2 separate regions of the Homo sapiens genome follow, and region 2 is linked to region 1. Evidence: chromatin loops called from intact Hi-C (ENCODE). Cell type or tissue: PC-9. All regions are shown on one strand.

Region 1 (8,000 bases):
AGAAAAACAGAAGGAGCTGTCTTTGCTTTCCAATGCTATCCCCAACTTCATGACCTTGGGCAACTGATTTCCTGTCTCTAAATTAGGGAAATGAGAATAGTAACCTCTACTTCCTTACAGCTATGATGAGGAAAAATAAAATAAAATTTAAAAATCACTTAGCATAGTGCCTGCGCATACCAAGGGCAAAATAAATGCTGGCTTTTGTCATTGGAGGAGGCAGGATTTGTGAGGTTTGTTTGAGAGTCTTTCCTGCTATGTTCTATGCTTATATAGGAAATTATGAATAATAACTTTGATGAGAACAGAAAAGTTCAATAAAACCATCATCTCTTTGTTCCATTTGGTTACTTCAAATTTGACAATTATCTTTTAATGGAGAACTGAACTAAATGTTCTCATTATTTTCTTTCCAGACTAAATGCTCCTTCTTAAACTAAGTCTCCCAATCCCACCTCATATGTAACTATTTTATTTCTTCCCACAAGCTCAAGGAATGTAAAAAAAAAAAAACGAATCTTAAGATGTTAAGCTTAGTGGAAATGCAGGAAGGGCTTACAGGTTGGTTGCCTGGTGCAATTTTCTGTCATGCAGGGAAACCAAGACTGAGAGAGGGAAATGGATTCACCTCCTGACACAGTGGACAAGCCAGGACTTGAACCCAGGTCTCTTTAATACAGTTTCTGCCATGTTTCCCTGACACTCACACAGAGAAAACAAATCTACAACAGTTATGTCTCCACTTCGTAAACCTTCCATTCTCCATCACCACTTCCAAATAAAGAATAACGGTTGTTACAGGAATATGTCATTACTTGCCCATTTCGAATTGCCAACCAGGGACTCCCATTTCCAACATGTTTATGTAAAAGATTAGGAGACTCTTTGCTCTAATTGGTCATTTTTCCACTGAGTAATAGAGTTGCATCATTGTTGAATTGGCTCAGCCTGACACAGGCAGACACACTGATATATGTATGCTTTAATCTGTTAGGACCAATGAGGAAAGAAAACCGTTATTTACTTTTTGTCCTGACCTCACCATTTAGCCATGGCTCTTTGAGAGCATACTTCATTTACTGAACAAACTGCTCAGTAGCATCAATAACTTGTTTTAGATTCTTTTAAAGAGGACTTCATATGGCATTCAATCCTTGATTCCCCAATAAAACAACACAGCTGTTCCCTTGCAGCTCGTCTCTCAGCAGGAGCTGCAAAATCATATTTAATCAACTTTGCTTTAAAAGCCATCCAGTTTCCTTTAGGGCTTTGGCGAACTTCCCTGGCCAGGATGGCCCCTGCTGACATGTCAGCAGCTACAGCTTTTCCAAGCCCTGGCGGAGGGAGTTGCCATTTGCTGAGCACTTTCTCATGTGCCAGTCCCTCTATTGGGCACTTTAAATTCAAGGTTTTATTTAATCCACATGGCAGTCTCATGAGATGGGGATTGATCTCTGATTTTAAGATAAGGAAACTGAGGCTTAGAAGTGTAAAAACATTTTTCCCAAATCAAAGAGCAACAAGTGAAAGAATTGGGATTCAGCCAAGTTCTCTCTAATTCCAAAATCTGTGCATTTTCTACTTTTCAGTTTGGCTTTCTACATAAAGAGGTACCAAGGAATTATACAGGGGTGAGTGAGACACAATTTAGTCAGTATGTCAAATTTGGCAACAGAGTCCCATTGCTATAGCTCCTAAGTCTTTTTAAGACTTACAGCTTTTTCTTACCATGATGAAATTTGCTATTAGAATATAAATAATCTTGATGGCATCTTGTATTCAATAAAGATTAACAATTATTATGTACAATTTACTCTTCAAAGTGAGGTGAAGGGATGCAGAGATCAAATAGGTATATATCTTGCTCTCAAGAAGCTCTAAGTCTAGAAATAGAGATACAACAGCAACATCAAACATGCTAATGAAAAATAGAAAGTGATAAGTGTTATGAGTGGGTTAAATTATGATGGAAATTTGAAAAAGGAGAAGTCTATTCTAGCTAAGGCATAAGTCTTATCCAAAACTTTGAATGTAAAGACTATAAGTATTTTCCATAAGGCTTTATGGAAGATTGCAATAGTCAGGATGATTAACACTAGCTCCTGTGACACCCCCAAAGTATCAGTGGCTTTAACACAACAAGAATTTCTTCTTCACTCTTTGTTGGGGTGAGGCAGTGCTCTCATCTATGATGTCACTCAGGATATAGGCTTCTTGTATCATGTGGCTCTACCCTTTGAGAGTCCTATGTTTCTAGCCACCTGGTTAGAGAAGAGAGAGAGAGAGAGAGAGACAGAGAGGGAGGGAATGGAGGATCAAGTGGAAAGTAGAGGAGCCAGGCCTGGAAGTGGTTTACTTCATTTCATTTACATCTCAGTGGACAGACAAGTCACATGGCCCCAACACAACTGAAAGAAGGATGGGAAATGTCTTCTTCCTGTAGGCCCAGGGAGAAAACAGAGCTTAATTGAGCACATAGCATTGTTTCTGCCACAAGGAATATGAACATAGGTGTTGCAGAATCATTTAATTTAAGAAGTTGAGGGACATGCAGGATGAAGGTAGTGTAGAGGGTATTCATGGAACACTTTGATTCAAAAGAGATTGGTTTGGGGTCGGGCATGGTGGCTCACGCCTGTAATCCCAGCACTTTGGGAGGCTGAGGCTGGTGGATCACCTTAGGTCAGGAGTTAGAGGCCAGCCTGGCCAACATGGCAAAACCCCATCTCTACTAAAAATACAAAAATTAGCTGGGCATGGTGATGTGTGCCTGTAATCCCAGCTACTTGGGAGGCTGAGGCAGGAGAATCACTTGAACCCGGGAGGCAGAGGTTGCAGTGAGCCCTGATTGTGCCACTGCACTCCAGCCTCGGCGACACACCGAGACTCTGTCTCAAACAAAACATAAACAAACAAGAAACAAAAGAGATTGGTTTGGAAAGATAGTTGATACCAGATCTGGAAAGGCCTTTAGTGACAAGCATTTTCCAAAATGTATTTTTCAGAATGTTAGTGAGTAAAATATGAAGAATGATTTGAGTAGTCAAGTAGATTTTGGAAAAACTGCGTTATCAAATTTTAATTGCCTCGGTTCCACAGGATTTCGATTTTTAGAGGGAGGCACGATGTATCAATTATAATAAACCTTTTCGATCACAGAATCTCTTTTTGGTAGACTATCTTGTAAGACTAATATTTTGTGACATGGAATCTTAGGCAATGAGGAACCATTAAGCAAGAAAGACAAATGATTAGACTTACTTTTAGAAGTACAAGCCAGAGATGAGTTCCAACCCACATCCCAGATTTGACCAATTAATAATGGCTGGCATTAGTGCTATCATGAAAGAAATTATGAAACTTCATCTGAACTTATCTAGGAAAAGGTAGTGATTGATTAATAATGTCTGCTGTAGAGTAAAGGATATAGAGGTGTGTCTTAGTTAGTTTGGACTTCTATAACAAAGTACCATAGATGGGTGGCTTAAAGAACCCACACTTATTTATCATATATCTTCCAGCCTCCTATCTGGAGGCTGGAAGTCTAAGATGAAGATCCTTGCAGGTTTGCATCTGGCAAAAACCTGCTTCCTGGTTCATAGATGGCCATCTTCTCTCTCTGTATGCTCACATAGTGGAGAACAGAGAGAGGAAAAGCAAGCTCTCTCATCTCTTTTTTTTTTTTTAAAGGCACTAACCTTGTTCAAGGGGATTCCACCCTTATGACCTAATTACCTCCCATAGGTCTCACCTCTTAATGCCACCATATTGGGGATGAGAATTTCAACATATGAATTTGGGGGGAAGGCAAACCTTCCACAGCAGGGTGTGATGGTTAATTTTGTGTATCAATTTAGCTAAACTATGGTGCCCAGTTGTTTGGTGAAACAGTAGTTTAGATGTTGCTGTGAAAGTATTTTGTAGACACGATGAACATTTACAATCAGTTGACTTAAAATAAACGATATTATTCTTGACAATGTGTCTCATCCAATCAGTTGAAGGCCTGAAAAATAAAACTGAAGTTTTTCAGAGAGGAAATTCTGCCTCAAGAGTAACGAGGAAATCCTACTTGAGTTTTCAGTCTGCTGACCTGCTCTGCTCTGTAGATTTTGAATTTCTAGCTTACTGGCTTGCCATCCAAATTTTAGACTTATCAGTCCCTACAATCATGTAAGAAAATTCCTTAAAGATAAGTGTGTGTGTGTGTGTGTGTGTGTGTGTGTGTGTGTGTGTATGTGTGTGTGTGTGAGTGTGAGTGTAGGTTCGGTCTCTGGAGAACCCTGACTGATACAAGGGGTGACAACAGCATGATGGCATTTGATTTTGTTGCTTTAGGTGAAGGTTGCAAGTTGGGTTACAAAGAGAGCTTGGGTGCCTGAAAGTGGTGTCAACACCAAAATGGAAAAGATTTCAGGAGAAGAAAGTTCAGATTTGGAACTTTGTCCTTTAGATGTCACCTGGACAAACAAATAGACATCCTTCAGAAGAACGTTCATTCAGAGCTAAGCAGAAGTCAGCATTATTTCCAGTGTGCAAAGATATTTTGAAGAGAATGTATATCTCCTTTAGGATCCTTCAACAGATACGCCACCTGTTTGCCTGCAGCAGTTTCCTGAGGCTGCAATTTGGAACAAATGCCTCTAGTGACAGGGAACAAAAAGAGTTGCTTTGTCCTGAAAGGAGGTTAAGAGTCATTTGAGGCTGACTATTCAAGACACACCTGAATGGGGTGTGAATTAAGAGAAAGGAGGGCCAGGTGTGGTGGCTCACTCCTGTAATACCAGCACTTTGGGAGGCCTAGATGGGAGGATTGCTTAAGCCTAGGAGTTTGAGACAAGCCTGGGCAATATGGTGAGACCCCATCTCTAAAAATAAAAGAAAAAGGAAAGAAAATAAAACAGAAAGGAGGAAAACGGTTATAGAAAAAGGAGAGGAACATCACTAAGCGAAAAGCTGAATGGAGGTGAGTCACTGGGCATGACTAAGCCATGACTAAGACCTCCAGGGTGATAGATGAAGGTCTCACCACCAGGAGAGTGGAGTAATTATTAATGCATGTTTGCCTGGTGAGTTATTTAGTTACAAAAGCCACAGCAGAGGCTCTTCATTGTAACAGCTCAACAATCATATATAGAGTTCCCGCAATGCAGACACTCACTAAACACTGGGGTCACACGGGGGAAAGACACAAGTCCAGCCTCATTTTGAATCAGTCTTTTTGTGTGTTTTAGTAGCTTCCCAAACATAACTTTGTCTTATCACTCATAGATGTAATGAGGTAGCTTGATTCTATTTATTCAACAAAGACTTATTGATTTCCTACAACAAACCATGCACTGTTCTTGCTATGGGGAATATAGTAGTGAAGAAAATTGGCTAAACTTACTCCTTGCCTTCATGGAGCTGACATTCTCATGTGGGTGACAGGAAATACCATGATAAATAAGTAAACTACACAGTAGGATCTGTGGTGATATGTTAGAGAAAAAAAATAAAGCAGCTTTATCAATCAAGAGAGGTTAGGCAGCCAACATGCAATAATTAACAAACTGGAATCTCAGTGACTTTTCCACTCGCCTAATTTTCATCGTGGGCCAGAAGGGGCCTCTGCTCCCACAACTTCACTGTCTTCCTTGCTCTAGGACTCTGACTATAGAGCAACGAATATCTGTGCTATTATAGGGGAAAAAATAAAAAGAGATTTCTGCTGGGTCTCACCTTGGGGAAGCAATGCTCAGCCTGAAATTGATGCACATTATTTCCACACATCATTCATTGGAATGAACTGATTAGTTGGATTGACCTAAAATATGGAAGCAGGAAGTACAGTTCTATCATGTGTTCAGACTGGGGGAAATCCTGTAAATATGGCAAACAAAAATAGGGTCATTTAGGTCACAGTGAGGACTTTGGCTTCTCCCATGAGTAAAATGGGAAGCCATTGGAGACTGTGAACAGTCGAGTGAGTGCAGAATGAGACAGACTTTTGTTGAGATCTTGGCTCTGTGACCCAGAACATGTGATCTATAAATTGGGGCAACAAAACCTACCTTATTAGATTGGTAGTAAGATTCACTGAGATATTTGTGTAATGCCTGGCATAAAATAAATTTTGGCAAAATGACAATGATATATTGAATTTCCTATAAACCTATTTGTTTCATCAAATGAGGATGAATTTCCCCCAAAGCAAAAACCATGTCTAATTCATCATTGAATTCTCAATTCCTAATACAAGATTGGACCCACTTCATTCCCCTAATATGTGTACTTCATTCTCCACAGGATGGCTGAGAGGAGGGAAAAGATGCAGAGAGCATCTGTGTATCCTTGCTGCTAAGAATTCACCTTTTTTAAAAAAGGGAGCTGTCACCTTGAATAAAAAAGGCTGAAGCAGCAATTCATAAGCCACAGTTAATGATCAAACTCATGGCAAGTCAGCTTTAGAATCCAGTGGAGGCATGTTCTCTGTGGCCTTATGGCTTGGGGGACTGTTTGGAATATGGTTAGCTGTCACCTTATATTTCTGATATAAGCTATGACATGCCTGTAGCTGACACATTTGTCCGCAGACTCTTTGTTCAAAGAGAAAGGTATACCACAGTTGTGCTAGTAATGGTTGCAATGCCTAGGGATAGAATTACGAAGAACTTGAAAAATCTTGCTCTTAGCATGTGTCACCATAATGAATAGATCGACGGTACAAGGTCAAACTTAATGCACAATGGGAAAGGTGGAAATTTTTTTTATTATCTTTCTTTATATGTGTCTCCTTTCACTGCATAGCTTTTTCTCCACACTCCTTTCATATTGATCTGGCAATAATGCTAACTTTGGTGCATTCAAGAGGCCCCTTTCCCCACCTTCATTTTGTCTTTTCTCTAACAGCACTTGTTTTTCATATTCTTGAACACATTCAGCTAGTGGCTGTGAATTTGGAGAGATAAGCATATAATAACTATGATGATCATACTTCTTAGTTTGCCCAGAACAGTCATGGCTTTTGCCCAATGTCTAGGTGTAAATATTAATGATAATACCTTTTATTCTCAAATTTTTCTCAGTTAGAAAAATATATGGTCCTATTTATTATAGAAATTTATCCTTTTCTGAAGGGCCACACAATGCCAGAAACTATTATGCCTTTCCACCAGCGTGATCCTAGAGTTAACTCAAAGTTTCACGTGTTGTTAGAAATATGAGGGGTTTCAAAGTCAACCAAAATAGCTGGAAGGGAAGGACATTGTCATAGTCCATCCAGGGAGTTAGCAGCCCACTCTGCTGCCAATCTCAACCAGAATTTGACCTCCCCATCAAGTTCTGCTGTCACATTATCCTCCTCTAGGAGAGGAAAGATGGTGGTGACAAAGCACTCAACTTTGGTCTCGATGGACCTGGGTTTAAACTTTGGGTCAATTAATCTATGACAGTTACTGTATTAGTCTGTTCTCACACTGCTATAAAGAACTGCTTGAGACTGGGTAATTTAGAAAGGAAAGAGGTTTAATTGACTGGTAGTACAGCATGGCTGCAGAGGCCTCAGGAAACTTAGAAATCATGGTAGAAGGCAAAGGGGAAGCAAGGCACCTTCTTCACAAGGTGGCAGAAGGGAGAATGAATGCAGGAGGAACTACCAAACATTTATAAAACCATCAGATCTTGGAAGAACTCACTCATTATTACAAGAACAGCGTGGGGGAAACTGCCCCCAAGATCCAATTACTTCTACCTGATTTGTCCCTTGACATGTGGGGATTATGGGGATTATAATTCAAGATGAGATTTGGGTGGGGACACAAAGTCAACCACATCAGTTACCTCTTAATTTAAAATTTTTAGCAGGAATACTAACATATGATTCACCCAGATTGTTATAAAATTTAATCACATAATGTCATATAATGTGAAAAAAATTATATAATGTAAAAATTGTTTAACATAGTTTATTGACACTATTGAGTGACAGCTTTTATTAGTATTATTAATAAAATAAAAAT
Region 2 (8,000 bases), 80 kb before region 1:
CGGTGGGATTACGCCTGTAATCCCAGCTCTTTGGGAGGCCGAGACAGGTGGATCATGAGGTCAGGAGATCGAGACCATCCTGGCTAACACGGTGAAACCCGATCTCTACTAAAAATACAAAAAAAAAATAGCCGGGCGTGGTGGCGGGCGCCTGTAGTCCCAGCTACTCAGGAGACTGAGGCAGGAGAATGGCGTGAACCCAGGAGGTGGAGCTTGCAGTGAGCCGAGATGGCGCCGCTGCACTCCAGCCTGGGCGACAGAGCAAGACTCCACATATTAAAAAAAAAAAAAAAATCATACAACCAATCTCTACGTATTTTAAGTCACATTATTTCAAGGAAAGAAAAATTACTTTGTGAGTATGTACACTAAAGAATCTAATTTTATTTTTGTGACAAAATTAGTGTGAGATGGTTGTGATACTCTGAGGCTAGCAGAAATGGAGACTCTCTACTGTGAGAATCACATTAAGTTTGTATTTAAAGCACAATTATTAAACCTTCTGAATTATCTGCAGTTAAAATTATTTACATTATACAATGTATATGACTATCAACCATATGAGAATAACATGTGGAATCTGCATGAATTTATATAATAGAAATGTAATGATTTATGATCATTTTGCTCCATTAGAAGATATAAGAAGAAAAAAAATCAATAGATCTCATTCATTCATCAGCTCACAGTGATTAAGGATACTATTGCATAACAGATCAGGTGCTAAGTGCTGGGACACAAAGATAAATTAGACGTGTTCCTCTACATTGTAAAGGACCCTAAAGTTCATCTAATAGTCAGTGATGGAACAGACTCAGAGAGTGGTCTATTTGCTCAAGATCCCAGAACTAGTTCATAGCAGAACTAGGTAAAAATTCAAGTCTCTTGACTCTTAACTTTAGCCTGATATTGAGGCCAAATGACAGCTTTAATTACGACAGAGAAGTATTAAGAATGTCATTTTGGAAAATTCAAAGTCCACTAGAGGAAAACTCATTTCAGTTAGAGGCTGTTTCTTGCAATCTATTTCTAATTCTTGGTCTTAGGCCTCCCATGTGTACTGACAGCTGGTAATATATTTGGGTCTTTGAAGAAAGCAACAGGACCTGTTTCTTTCTACGCACTAACTGTGGCTAAGCAACAAGACCTACTCTCTACTGGCAACAGAATTGGAACCCTTAACTTCCTGTCAGCCACAGCCCACACTGGATTTCCCTAGAATTTTCTAGAAGCAAATGGCTACCACAGGAAGAAAACCATAGAATTCAGCTGGAAACCATCCAAATTTCCTCATCCTAAGCTTCATCTCCAGCAAGCCTCAGTCAAGGAGACCCACACCACAAGGCTATGACATAATTCTTGGTTGCCTGCCAAAATAGAGAAAAAAGGATGAAAAGGAAGAGTTTTTATTGCAAAAAGACAGCTTAGGGAATTTTTTCTTAACTTAGTGAGATGGAATCCTGAGACAAAGATTTGTTAGAGATAACTTGTGTAGGGGTATTAAACTCAACAGAGATAAAGGGAGATGGGTGAGTAATAAGAAAAATAAATTAACCCTTGGTGTTTTCTTCAGGCAATGCTGAAAACACACACACACACACACACACACACACACACACACACACACACACACAAAAAAAAAAAAAAAAAAAAAAAAAAAAAAAAAAAACCTTATGCCCACCACATCATCATTTGTATCTTAAGTAAATGCTTGGGGAAAGGGGTTGAGCCAGGAAGGAAGAACAGGTGTTGTACATCGAACCAAGCCTAAATATTTGGTATGGAACAGTTGAAGATTTAAGATTGTAACTCCAGAACTTCTGATCACTTTTTTTGTATTGTTAAGGGTAGCAACTGAGATTAGATAACTCACTTGCTGAAGGAAGCACATTCTTGGCTCTGTGCGACATTCACTGTGCCATGAGCTGCTAGTGCTTACTGATACCCATGTGCTCTTTGGCATTTCCCAGTCTCCCTTGCACTTGAGCTGACCATGTGACTATTTCTGACCAATGGACTGAGAGTAGAAGTAATGTGGTCACTTCTGAGGGAGGTAGTTAAGTATCAAGTGTGACTCCCCTCAACTCTTCGACTCCTTCCTGCACCCCTGCAGCTGGAAGAGGAGGCTTGGAGATGGTAGAAACATAAGATGGAAGGGGTCTAGATGGCTGGATGACTGCTTGAGGAGAGTTATTCAAGACTGCTACTTAGCTGATGTCAGACTCTGAGTAAGTAAGAAACTTTTGTAAGATACATAAAAGTTTAACTGTAGGAAGAAAAGTCATTTTTATCCATGAAAATAAAAGATGCCTAAGATGTATGTTTTCAAATTATATTGGGATTTATATATTTCACTTTATATAAACTCAAAATCATCAACATATGCCTTTGTTCACTTGCTTCTCTGAACTTAGAAAGTCTGTAAATAAATGTAATGTCAAAAGCTGAAAACACCCAAAGCTACTGTGATTTGTGGATTGTTACAACAGTTAACGAGAAATATACATACACTAAATGTGTTCTCCTCATTTTCTTGTGTGTACTGCTCCAATCTTTTTCAGATGTAACTGCTTCCCCAGGTTAAGGGGAGAGTAACTCTGCTCCCTGTTCTGGGATAAAATCCTCTTTGGTCTCTTGGCCATTCCCTTTGCCAGTGACTGGTTTAGGAGTAGAGATGGGACTCAATAGTTACACTTTCTGGGGGCCTCTGAAAAAGATTTTCTTGTTCTTACAGAAAAGTCACAGATTGAAATTGCTCATTTCTGAATAGAAATGGAGATTTGGAGGGAGAGGTAATGCGGCAAAAAACTCTAAAGTGGTTGCTTAATAAAGTGAGGTAATTTTCATTGTCTAGTCAAAATGCCAACATACCAAATATGGTTGATTGGGGCCCTGAAACTGAGGACGAGAAGCAAGGGGAAAGAGAAGGTCCCAAGAACACTGTGGTAAGCAGGGATTGACAGAGAAATATCTCCCTAAGGAGGGCAATGGCCCCTGACCTATTAGAATAATAATACCTGCCCCCTAATTTTAAATTGTTTCATGTGTCATAATGTCCTTTTGTTATTGCAGATCCTTGTGCATACAACTGACTTGTGTGGGTGAGGCTTGCAGAAAAAATCAGCTAGAACAGCCTTGGGGGTAGTGGCAAGGTGGCCAGAGCAATTGACTGGGAGCTGGGAACAGGAATGAAGAGGAAGAGCTGATAAGAAACATGCCCAGAGCAGGTAAGCACCTCTATCCCTCCAATCTTCAAAAGCATGCCGGGCGGGCGGATCACACATTAAGTTGGAATGTAAACAGAAGTAAAGGAGTATGAAGAACACTATAGCAAGGAGGAAAAAAAGCCACACATTTTGTGCCAGACAGACTTAGTTTGAAATCCTATTTATAGATTTTGTTTCATTAGGCAATTTATTTCATTCTCTGAGCTTCAGGGGAATCTTAGTCATTGCAGTTCTATTACTTAACAAAGTCTTTAACAGTTTTCCACTTACTATGTAACATATATATTTATAACATCTTGTCTAGGATGCAGAAGAGCTGTATCTTGTATTTCCTTTGCTACATTCAGATGTTCTCATAGGTTGCTTCATGTGTAAAATGAGGACAATGCCATTGTTATACTCTGAACCAAGTTATTGGAGGAAGCAGTGTGACAAGCACCTCGTAAACCCTGTTAAATGTGCAGATAAGCTATTAATAGAAATTATTGCACCAATTTGATCTGAAGACTCTTCCAGCTTTGCATGATAGATGCATTGTCATGTCTTATGTTTTGTAAACAGCCACACTTCACCACTATTTAGATAAAATGTGACTAAGTCAACCTTAGTTTCCAGACAACCCTGGATAGTTTTTACTTTATCTTGTATTTGGACTGGCGTTGGGACCTCTTTAGCTGAGAATTCCCCTCCCCTCTGTGAGCCATTAGCTGAGAAGCACCATTGTCAGAAATTCTGAGGATGACCTGTCACCCCCACAGCCTTGCCCTTTCTGACTTTTCAGCCACCCGCCCACCATCCCCATCTGGTTGAGGCCTTGGTCAGTGTGGGAGAACAGGAGGAATCTACTTAGCTGAGTCATGACCCAGGTCTAGCTTATGGTATAAAACCAATTAAAGCCCCTTTATCTGTGGCCTGATCCATCACATGGGGGTATTGAGGGAGGTGAAATTCCAGCCTCATTTCTCTTGGCAGCTTCTGTGAAGGGGTAGGGTTCCTGGTGGTCATGGAAAAATAAAGCACACAGAAAAGGGGGCTGATTGCTTTCACTTCATTCCTGCTGCCTCCCCCAGAAATGTTCTCTGGCCAAACCAAATCCCAGGGCTCCCAGAAGACCCAATGTACCCAAAGCCAAGAGCAACTCCTACCTCGCTGCCGCTACTTACTGTCCCCAAAGGGCCTATCTAGAGGATCTGGTCAGGAAGCTTAAAAATAGTTGAGTGTGTGGTGACAAGCCTTGTGGATTTCCTTTGTAAAAATATTCCAAGCAGGGAAATAAACCTTTCAGCAACTTATTTTTCCATTGCTCTGTGGAGCAGCTCCCACTCTCTGCTGCTATAAGTACTTCAGGTAGCTTGTGGGTGGTAGTGGTGGTAGGGATGCCAGAGGGGAAGTGGAGGGGAGATGTGTCTTGCTCAGAGAACCAGGTTTAGGGGGCCAGCAACTATTAGGATCTAGAGGCAACATAACATTTCTGCACATTCTGTATACAGAAGGAAATGTAATTCCAAGCTGCTGAGTTTGGCACATGAGGCCTTTCCAGATCTAGCTGTGTCCACTGCCCCAGCATCATAAAGTGTCAGTATCAGCAGTTGCCCCATCACATTATGATGCTTGATTCCTATATGGCTTCCCATCCTCTGTTCCTTCCACTGGGAACCTGGACCCTCACCATCATCCCCAGTCATCATCCAACCTGCCAGTCATTAAAATCCAGCCCAGAAGTCTGCCTTCTCAGTGAAGTCTTCTCTGGCCTAAGAGTTAATCACTGTTTTCTGAACAACAATTCTGTCATCATTGCATTTATCATATGGTGGGGTGTTCCCTCATGGGGTTTGTTTTCTATGCATCTTCATGTTTTTGCAGCTGCGTACAGGATCTGGCAATGATCACTACTGCCGAACAGGTTAATCGAGCAATTTGAAGATGGCAGTATTTCTGCCAAAGAAGACAAAAAGACAGAACGACCAGTTTACAGGCAGCTTAGATAAATGCAGGTTTCCATGAGGTTAAAATTTTGTGGAATGCTCATGTCCACTTCACATTTCTGTCAGTAAATTACTGTGTTAGAAGTTGTCCCAAATAACACTGCGAAGAACTTTGAGAACTTTTGAGTTAACAAAGAACCTTATCATCTTTTTCGTTTTCAGCACTCCCTTGAGTTAAGATGTTATGACCCCATTTTTACAAATGTGAAAACAATTTCCACAGAGGAGGTAGAAGAGGAGAGATAGAGCTGAGACTCAACTCTGATTGCCTGTATCCAGTTTTTTCTTTCCACAAATGACCAAAAAGTACCAAAAAACAAAGAAACTATGAGAAAAATGCTTTCTAATAGTTGTTTACTATTATGATTATAACTACTAGAAAATATAAAGCCCACATAAGATTTTATGTCTCCAAATTCAAGAAAATCACCAAAGGGCAAGGCATAGAGTAGCAGACAATAGGCTGCATCCTCACCTGGATCCCGGAAGGGCTTGGCCATCCTCACTGATGCTATGGCAGCACTGATACCTGCCAACTACTCTCAAGGGACAGGACAGCATGGTGGTTCAGAGATCAGGCTCTGGAGCCAGATTGTCCAGGCTTCAATCTCAGCACCCCACCTATTTCTATGGGGTCTGGTACATGTTAATCTCTCTATACCACAGTTTCTCCATCTTTAAACTGGTGGTAGTAATTAGACCTGACTCACAGAATTTTGTAAGTTAATAGTATGTAAAAGATTAAATGGCCCAGATACAGTGGCTCATGCCTGTAACCTCAACACTTTGGGAGGCTAAGGCAGGAGGACTGCTTGAGTCCAGGAGTTCGAGACCTGCTTGGGCAACATGGCGAAACTCTGTTTCTACAAAAAAAGAAAAAAAATTAAAAATTATCCAAGTGTGGTGGCATGTGCCTGTAGTTCCAGCTCCTTGGGAGGCTGAGGTAGGAGGATCACTTTAGCCCAGGAGGTTGAGGCTGCAGTGAGCCATGATGGAGATATTGCATTGTAGCTTGAGTGACAGAGAACCTGTCTCAAAAAAAAAAAAAAAAATTAAAAGATCAATCAGTGTTATCTACTATGTGCCAGTTATTTACCATGACACCATCAGATTCTTTATCTTTCATTCTCATAAGAACTAATTTAGGTATTATTATCTCTATTTTATCTATGAAATACCTGGGGCTACAAGGTTAGATATTTTTCCCAGTGGGAGTTCTGGGTTTTGGATCACAATTATTGTGAATTTAAAATTCTATATACGTCATCTCTTACAATAACAAAATACTCAATTAATTTTCTTTTCATGGATCCTGGAAACAGCCCTCCTTTGGGACCTTACTGAAGGCTTAGATACATGGCTTAGACAATCTGTGGAGGTCCAAGCGGCAAGCTTGATAAACTGGGATTTCCTGAGCTCTTGTCAGCTTCTCAAGTCAGAGTTAATGCTGAAAGTTCTACATGGGGCATGGGTGTAGCTTAGATAAATACCCAGAGGCTTGGGAGGTAGAGTGAAAATATTTTGAGCTGGCAAGTCTGTTCAATTAATATGTACTTGGGAGACATTTTCAAAGCTGACAGATCTTTTGTAAGTGCCAAGTGATATTAATTATTAGTATAAAAGCAGATCCCACCAGTGGAGTCAGAGACACCCAAATTTATGTGTGTTCGGGTGTATCATCGGGTTGTGAGGTTGAGGATGCCAACGCTTCTAGCTGTGAGGGCAAAATTTAGCAAATGAGTGTACCCTAGGAATGAGGCAAGAAGAGTCTGAACCTCTTCTTTGTGTAGTGCAGAAATCTGGTCTTGTAGGAAAGAGTTGCTCTCAGTCTTGCCAGAGTCCTGCTCAGAAGGTAAAAGTCTAGTGGGCTGCCCAAAGGGAAGGTGTGCAATATATAGCCTTATAGCCTGGGTTGAATCAGGCAAAACAAGAGAAATATGGCTAATGTTTTACCAGAGGATAAAGCAGGGCCATAAATGAGAGAAAAATGAACCCTGAGCTCAGAGGTGGAAACAATATACAACCTGTCAGGAAGTCAAGTCCAGTGTAGGTCTGGAAAGTGCTTCAGAAGGGAGTAATGAATAGTGTGAGGTCCTGGCAGCTCTGAGAGTGCAGGCTGCCTGCCGCTTGGTGGAGGATGACCTGGTCTCTTACAGCCTTTTCAGAGAGTCAGGTAGTTCCCCTCCGTGAACCTAACAGCTTCTGTGTCTTCTCCAGGTGAATTTCACTTTACATCTTCAGGCATGTTTCTGATTTTTTGCGGGGGACAGAGGGGAGGAGGGAAAGAAGAATTTATTCTTGGAGGTAGATGATCCATTCTTGGATCCATACTCTTTGTGGTAGATGATCCATTCATGAGCTCTCTATGACTGTGGGTGAGGTATTTCTTTTCTTTTGTAATCAGTTCCTGATCCGAAAAATTAGGAATGGGCTCAGAATGTTCCCTGTTTTCTTCCATTGCCAACTTTCCATAATGTACAGAACTGGCAATTCCTTTCTTTTGCTAATTCTGCAAAACCTAAGGGTCTTTCTGAGATGTCCCGTGGGCTAGTTGAGTAAATCTGGGAATACCTAGTAACTAGGGCTGTGTTAAAAAGGACATTTTTGGTTTTATCTGTTTTAGGGTTCATTAAAGTTTAATAAGCTATCCTTGGGGGAAAATAATGCATACATATACAATTATTTATATATGTGGTTTATCCCTTTTGTGGAATACGGTTTTGTGTGGGCTTAATTATTTAAAAGAAATTTATGGCAGGTTATAAAGCCAATTTTTGCAATGTAAACA

The links. A loop is a pair of places that touch in the nucleus more often than their neighbours do. Peaks named below come from ENCODE experiments on the same cell type or tissue, not always from the same donor. Only the 100,000 strongest peaks of a DNase experiment are listed, where the experiment ranks them.
Region 2: a loop joins it to region 1, with 7 times the contacts of the local background. A loop is called at or near these places in 1 of 110 quality-filtered maps.

The regions. Positions count from the first base shown.
Region 1 is chr9:115,368,515-115,376,514 of GRCh38, forward strand. The region is part of intron 4 of DELEC1 (deleted in esophageal cancer 1); the gene reads left to right. Among named protein-coding and RNA genes, the nearest start is that of DELEC1, 230 kb to the left of the region's middle. RefSeq lists an enhancer at 4,380-5,579. In PC-9, no CTCF peak of the experiment used is centred here; DNase peaks (open chromatin) are centred at 4,327, 4,637 and 5,057; H3K4me3 peaks cover 583 bases; H3K27ac peaks cover 3,168 bases.
Region 2 is chr9:115,288,710-115,296,709 of GRCh38, forward strand. It overlaps DELEC1 (deleted in esophageal cancer 1), which reads left to right. Exons shown (of 8, transcript NR_163556.2): 3 at 3,073-3,227. Among named protein-coding and RNA genes, the nearest start is that of DELEC1, 150 kb to the left of the region's middle. In PC-9, no CTCF peak of the experiment used is centred here; a DNase peak (open chromatin) is centred at 3,252.